Regions from separate parts of the Homo sapiens genome. Here region 2 is linked to region 1. Evidence: chromatin loops called from intact Hi-C (ENCODE). Cell type or tissue: GM12878. All regions are shown on one strand. Each heading gives the region's core, and the rest is flanking DNA. Links, peaks and the distances in the headings are about the cores only.

Region 1 (2,846 bases), core at 1-2,500:
CTGGCTCCATGGCAAAGCAACAGGAGAGCCTGGAGAGGTTCAGTTCAGGGCCAGCAGAGCCAGGCTGGGTGGGAGGGCTGTCACTGAAGCAAAGTGACACACATCCTAGAAAGAGACATCAGGGGACCACAAGAGTATTCTCTTTTTTTAAAAAAGAAAAAGATAAATGGGCACATATATACAAAATACTGTCAATTTCTACTGGGCCAACACAGTAGCCACTGCAATGTTTCTCCTTCTTCCGGAGCTTTCCTCCCATAGTCTCACATGTACTCCTGGCACAGCCACAATACCAGTCTCTGGGAAGCATATGTCACCTACTCCACGTGGGTCCCATTCCAGTCACCACAGATGGAAGCACCTGAGCCTCCTTGCCAGTCTTTCCCTGCAGAGTCACTGCACTGGCAGGGAGCTGGAGTGGAGCACGTGGTTTTCCTGTCCTATATCTCCTCCCCCCACCGCAGATAATACTGCTTCCTCGGGTGGCCCTTGGGGCAAGTCATCAGGCTTTATGGGCCAGGAGGGTGGTCAGCTTGATCTTGCCATCCATGGAGGCGGTGAGGCAGGTCCCACAGTCCATGGCAGTGCTCCAGTCCACGGTGACCACAGGGGCTCGGTGGCCACCTAGGCTCAAGCAGCTCTCCAGAACCTTCTCATCGCCACCCAGCTGCAAGAGGACAGGAAAGAGGAGGAGGTGTCAGCAAACACCAGTTACACACACTTGATCCACTTTCAGTGGCCTACCTGAGGATGTGCCTGAGGCCAGACACACATGCCCACCTTTCCAGAAAGTCTGTTTAACTTTTTGAACCAGGAAATGCTTGCACTTTCCCAACTACAGCTGGTCCATCTGAAGTGGAAAACAAGTCCCTGAGCGGCTCCTTAAAAAAAGGCATTTTCTCAGCTGCCTTGAACTTGCTGTGGGCTGGTGCCTCTTGCACGCACACTGGTTGTTCTCACTACAGCATCACTTCTCACTACCTGGCAGGTGCTCATGAATCTGCTTATTTGTTGAAGGTTCATGTCCCATACTGGGGAATGCAAGCTGCAGGAGAGCAGGGCCTCGGGCAGCTCTCTCCTGCCGGGGGGCCAGCCTGCCACACCCAGAACAGTGCTGGCCACAGGGGAGCCTTCAGTTAGTGCAGAAACATGGCTCTCCTCTGAACCCCAGCACTAGCTAGCCAGCGATCCTTTGTCAAAGGCATCTCCACAGCCATGCAGCTCGGGGTAGAGGGCCTCGCTCAGTAGCCATGGCCCAGACCTCCAGGGAGGAACCCCTGCCCACCACAATACCACTACCTCCCACCCCCAACCATCAGTTACCTTGTAGATGACGCCGCCTGTGGCAGAACATGTCAGCATGTAATTTCCCTCCGAGTCAAAAGCGAAGAGTCGGCCCCTGGGGACTTGAACCTGCTTGTAGCCGCTGTATCCAGACAGCACAAAGGGGCCCGTGGCATCTGAGGGGAGGCTGTACTCGGATACCTTGAGGCCACTCTTGTGGATGTTCCACTGGATGAACTGCAGTCACAGGGCACAAGCAGGGTGCTCGCAGCGGAGCTGGCCAATGCAGGCCTCAAGGAAGAGCCAGGACCCACCCCACAGCAGAGGCTGGCGAGGGCGACCCGCCTCCCCCAGCCACAGTGCTGACATCCTTGAAAAGCCTTTCAAGTGCCAGAGGCAGAAAAGTGGGTGAGAGGTCTACAGGTCCTATCTCTGGTCAACATGATTTAAGCATTTTTTAGGGAAGAAAATCTAGAAAAAGAGGCAGCAACCTCACATTAAAGTCCAACCCTTCTCTTTCTCTCTGGCCTGACCCTAGGAGAGGAAAAGGGACAGCAAGTGGCTTTGCCTGGATTCCTGGTCTCTCAAGCAGGAGGAATGCTTCAAGTGACATATTATTATTATTATTATCAGAGTTAGACCCCAACTAGATTTTTCTATCCTAGGAACAAGGTACAGAGGACAAAGTCCACATATATTTCCAGTGTTTCAGGCATATAATCAATTGAACACTGGGCGATGCCATTATAAACTCAGCTTCTTATCATAGCAGACATCATCCCTTAGCCTACCCTACGGACAGGATACTTGGCTGTGACCACCTCTTCACTGAGCATCCCACATAACAAGGAAGTCGAGCTTTAATGTAAAAGTCCCTTCCCAAACTTTTCAAATGAAGAATTTATTTTGTAGTTACTCCTTTCAAGGGATAAAAAGATAGACAGTGTCCAATCCCAAAAGTCCAGGCAGGCACACATGGAAAGGGCATCCTTCTCCCATCTCTGCCCCTGCCAGCTCCCCCTCTGAGGCAGTCACTATTCCTAGTTCCTAACCCTCCACAGAGGGAATCTACCAGGGGCATGTACTTTTCCTTTTTTTCTGGCTTCTTGTTTACATCTCTGGGCTCTGCTGGGGTCTGTACACATCTAAGAAGCTGTACCCAGCCACTCAGCAAACTACACATCCATGAGTGGTCCTGGGACCACTCACTACCAAGCCCAGCAAAGCAAACTCAGCCCTAAATCCAGACCCCACAGATACATCTATGGTAAGATGAGTAATTTTTGGTACTTCCTTTCATAAGGATAGCCAACTCCCACTGAATTCACTAAAACCTCGCAAAGATTGTAAGACGAATTACTAGTTTATCCCTATTCTACAGATAACAAAGCTGCAAAAAGAGGCCCCAGGTTGCAGAGCTAGTAACAGGTATGGCCACAACCTGCAGCCGGCCCACATGTCATCCCGGTGCTCTCTTATCTGAATCCTGCAGCCGCCTACCTTCCCGTCCTCGCCGATGCTGTACACGGTGTTCTCATCATAGCTGAACTCCACAGAGTAGA
Region 2 (2,907 bases), core at 88-2,587, 88 kb after region 1:
TGTAAGCCACAGTGCCAGGCCACAGTAGATGATTTAGATAGTTCTTGAATCTGTTTCTCATCCATTTGTGTCTACTCCCAGCATTTAAAACAGTGGTCCCCAACCTTTTTGGCACCAGGGACAGGTTTCATGGAAGACAATTTTTCCACAGACTGGTTGGGGTGGGGGATGGTTTCAGGATGAAACTGTTCCACCTCAGATCATCAGGCATTAGATTCTCATAAGGAGCAGGTAACCTAGATCCCTTGCATGTGCAGTTCACAAAAGGGTTCACGCTCCTGTGAGAATCAAATGCTGCCGCTGATCTGACAGGAGGTGGAGCTCAGGAGGTCATGCTGGCTTACCCACCACTCACCTTCTGCTGTGCAGCCCAGTTTCTAACAGGCCACAGACCAGTACTGCTCTGCAGCCTAGGCGTTGGGGACCCCTGCAAAGACATTCTAATACAGTTTCAACTTTGTGAGATGGAAAAGTTCTGGAGATCTGTTGTACAACAATGTGAACATACTTGACAGTACTGAGCTGTACACTTTAACACGGTTATGATGGTAAGTTTTATATTATATGTCTTTTATGGCAATTAAATTAAAAAAAAAAACTCTAAGCCGGGCAAGGTGACTCACTCCTATAATCCCAGCACTTTGGGAGGCCAAGGCAGACGGATTGCCTGAGCTCAGGAGTTCGAGACCAGCCTGGCCAACATGGTGAAACCCCATCTCTACTAAAAATACAAAAATTAGCTAGGTGTGGTGGCACACGCCTGTATTCCCAGCTACTTGGAGGCTGAGGCAGGAGAATCGCTTCAACCCAAGAGGCAGAGATTGCAGTGAGCCAAGATAGCGCCACCGTACTCCCACCTGGGTGGCAAAAGTGAGACTCCATCTCAGATTAAAAGAAAAAAAAAATTCTTACCACATCAAAAGAACATTTTGTTTTGTTTTGTTTACAATCCTAACAATTAACTATGGGAACAATTTGTGAGGATCAACCAACGCCCTTTGGATCTGCGGATGGTCTCATAAAGATTGCAGTCACCCGCCAATTCCACTTCTCATGCAGCCCTGGGCCTCTTCTGGCCTCAGAACTGACTTTTGGGCAGGGAGCTGTGGTACCCTAGAGAAGTGGCAGGAGATCTCTGGTCTTGGGCCTGACGTCCCCCTACTCACGTGGAGAACCAAATGGCCAGAGCTCATCCTTGCGAAGACGCAACACGAAGCAATACCTTAAAAGGCCACGAGGGGGAGGTGTGATTCCATAAATGAAGTGGTCTTTGCACTGGTGCCTCTTTCAGGGTTAATCTAAGCCTTCTAATTGATTCGTAGCCTGCTGTGTCTATGTATCTTTCTTTCTTTCCTCTCCTTTAAGGGCCTTATTTTAGAGATAATACATCAAATAAATGTTTGTTCTGTATATTGAATATAGTTTTATGTTCTGCATGAAATGCACTCCCTTTAGCAGGAAAAAAAATATTTGCTGCTTTATACTTATTTGTTCCTCTCCAGCTATGTTTCAGCGTGGTTCAGTGGTCCTCCTGTGGAAAACGTTCCCCTCGCCTGCGCTAAAGGCTTTGAAACCTTGGACAAGTATCAAAGAGTCCATGATGTCACAGAATGTAGAATCTGCTTTTGGGGTAGATGCTGGCTCAGCTATTTGCTCACATATCAACTATAGCTGTGTGCCAGAGGCATGCAGGAGGACAGAGGTGGGCAGATCTGATAATAGAAAGACACGATGCTACCAAGCTGCATGTCAGAACCACTGATGGAGCTATGAGAAAATGCAAGGGGGGCACGGTGGCTCACACCTGTAATCCCAGCTCTTTGGGAGGCCGAGGTGGGTGGATCACCTGAGGTCAGGAGTTTGAGACCAGCCTGGACAACATGGTGAAACCCCATCTCTACTAAAAATACAAAAATCTTTCAGGCGTGGTGGTGGACACCTGTAATCCCAGCTACTCAGGAGGCTGAGGCAGGAGAATCACTTGAATCTGGGAGGCGGAAGTTGCAGTGAGCCAGGATCGTGCCACTGCACTCTAGCCTGGGGAACAGAGGGAAACTCCATCTCAAAAATAATAATAATAATGAAAGAAAAAAGAAAATGCAAGGTGGAGTGTGGGCAGCAGGGAGGGTCTGTATTGTTCCAAAGCTCACAGGACTTGTGCTGGGAACTGCAGAGGTCCACTGAGATACGTGGAAAGCAATGTGATTAGACACCATCATTTCCATGTCACCTTAGAAAGCTCCATCCTGAAGAATTCCTGCTGACCTTATGGAGCTTTCCTGTGAAAAAATGGAGAGCCATGAAGAGATTTTAAGCAGAGACTAATCTCATCAGAATTAGGTTCTAGAAAGATCCTTGGGTAGCCAGGTGGTAGAATGACATGGGCAAGATTCTGGAAAGAAAGAATGTAAGAGGTCACTGCACGTCCAAGTGCAATGATGAAGCCATGGGCCCGGAAATGGAGAAAAGAGGACAGGAAGCAAGTGGGGGTGTTGAGAAAATAGAACCCCCCAGTGAGGGTGCAGAACAGCAAGAAGCTACAGATAATGTGGGTGACTGGGTGGGCCCAGTAAGACAAGGATCGCAGAAGTCAGGAAGGGGGCACGGGCTGAGCTTCACAGAGGCCACTGAGGGTGAGGTGCCCTTAGGACATCAGGCAGGGATGGTTGGGACACACGTGAATATTCAGGGTTGGAGCTCAGATGCAGGGCTGGGTCGGAGGTAATGAAACTCCCCACTACACTTCAGAAAGCCACCAAAGAGCTCTGCCAGGGCCAGTATTGAATTTCTGCCTGTGGAATCACCACAAGCAAAGAAGGCCAGATGTGGAAGACAAAATCATAGCCCCTTACAGAGGCCCGCGCCCTTCTCCCCAAACCTGTTGTTGGGGTGATCAGATCCAACACC

Evidence for each region. Peaks named below come from ENCODE experiments on the same cell type or tissue, not always from the same donor. Only the 100,000 strongest peaks of a DNase experiment are listed, where the experiment ranks them.
Region 2: a loop joins it to region 1, with 2.7 times the contacts of the local background. A loop is called at or near these places in 3 of 110 quality-filtered maps.

The regions. Positions count from the first base shown.
Region 1 is chr7:135,185,649-135,188,494 of GRCh38, forward strand. WDR91 (WD repeat domain 91) reads right to left here. Exons shown (of 15, transcript NM_014149.4): 13 at 2,785-2,846; 14 at 1,324-1,521; 15 at 1-667. The coding sequence ends at 503. Among named protein-coding and RNA genes, the nearest start is that of CYREN, 16 kb to the left of the region's middle. RefSeq lists enhancers at 1,406-1,455, 2,837-2,846. In GM12878, for the core only: a CTCF peak has its summit at 1,339; no DNase peak of the experiment used is centred there; H3K4me3 peaks cover 940 bases; H3K27ac peaks cover 2,201 bases.
Region 2 is chr7:135,273,435-135,276,341 of GRCh38, forward strand. All of the region lies in intron 3 of LOC107984123 (a long non-coding RNA gene), which reads right to left. Among named protein-coding and RNA genes, the nearest start is that of STRA8, 41 kb to the left of the region's middle. RefSeq lists an enhancer at 1,112-1,161. In GM12878, for the core only: a CTCF peak has its summit at 1,234 (motif pointing right); a DNase peak (open chromatin) is centred at 1,247.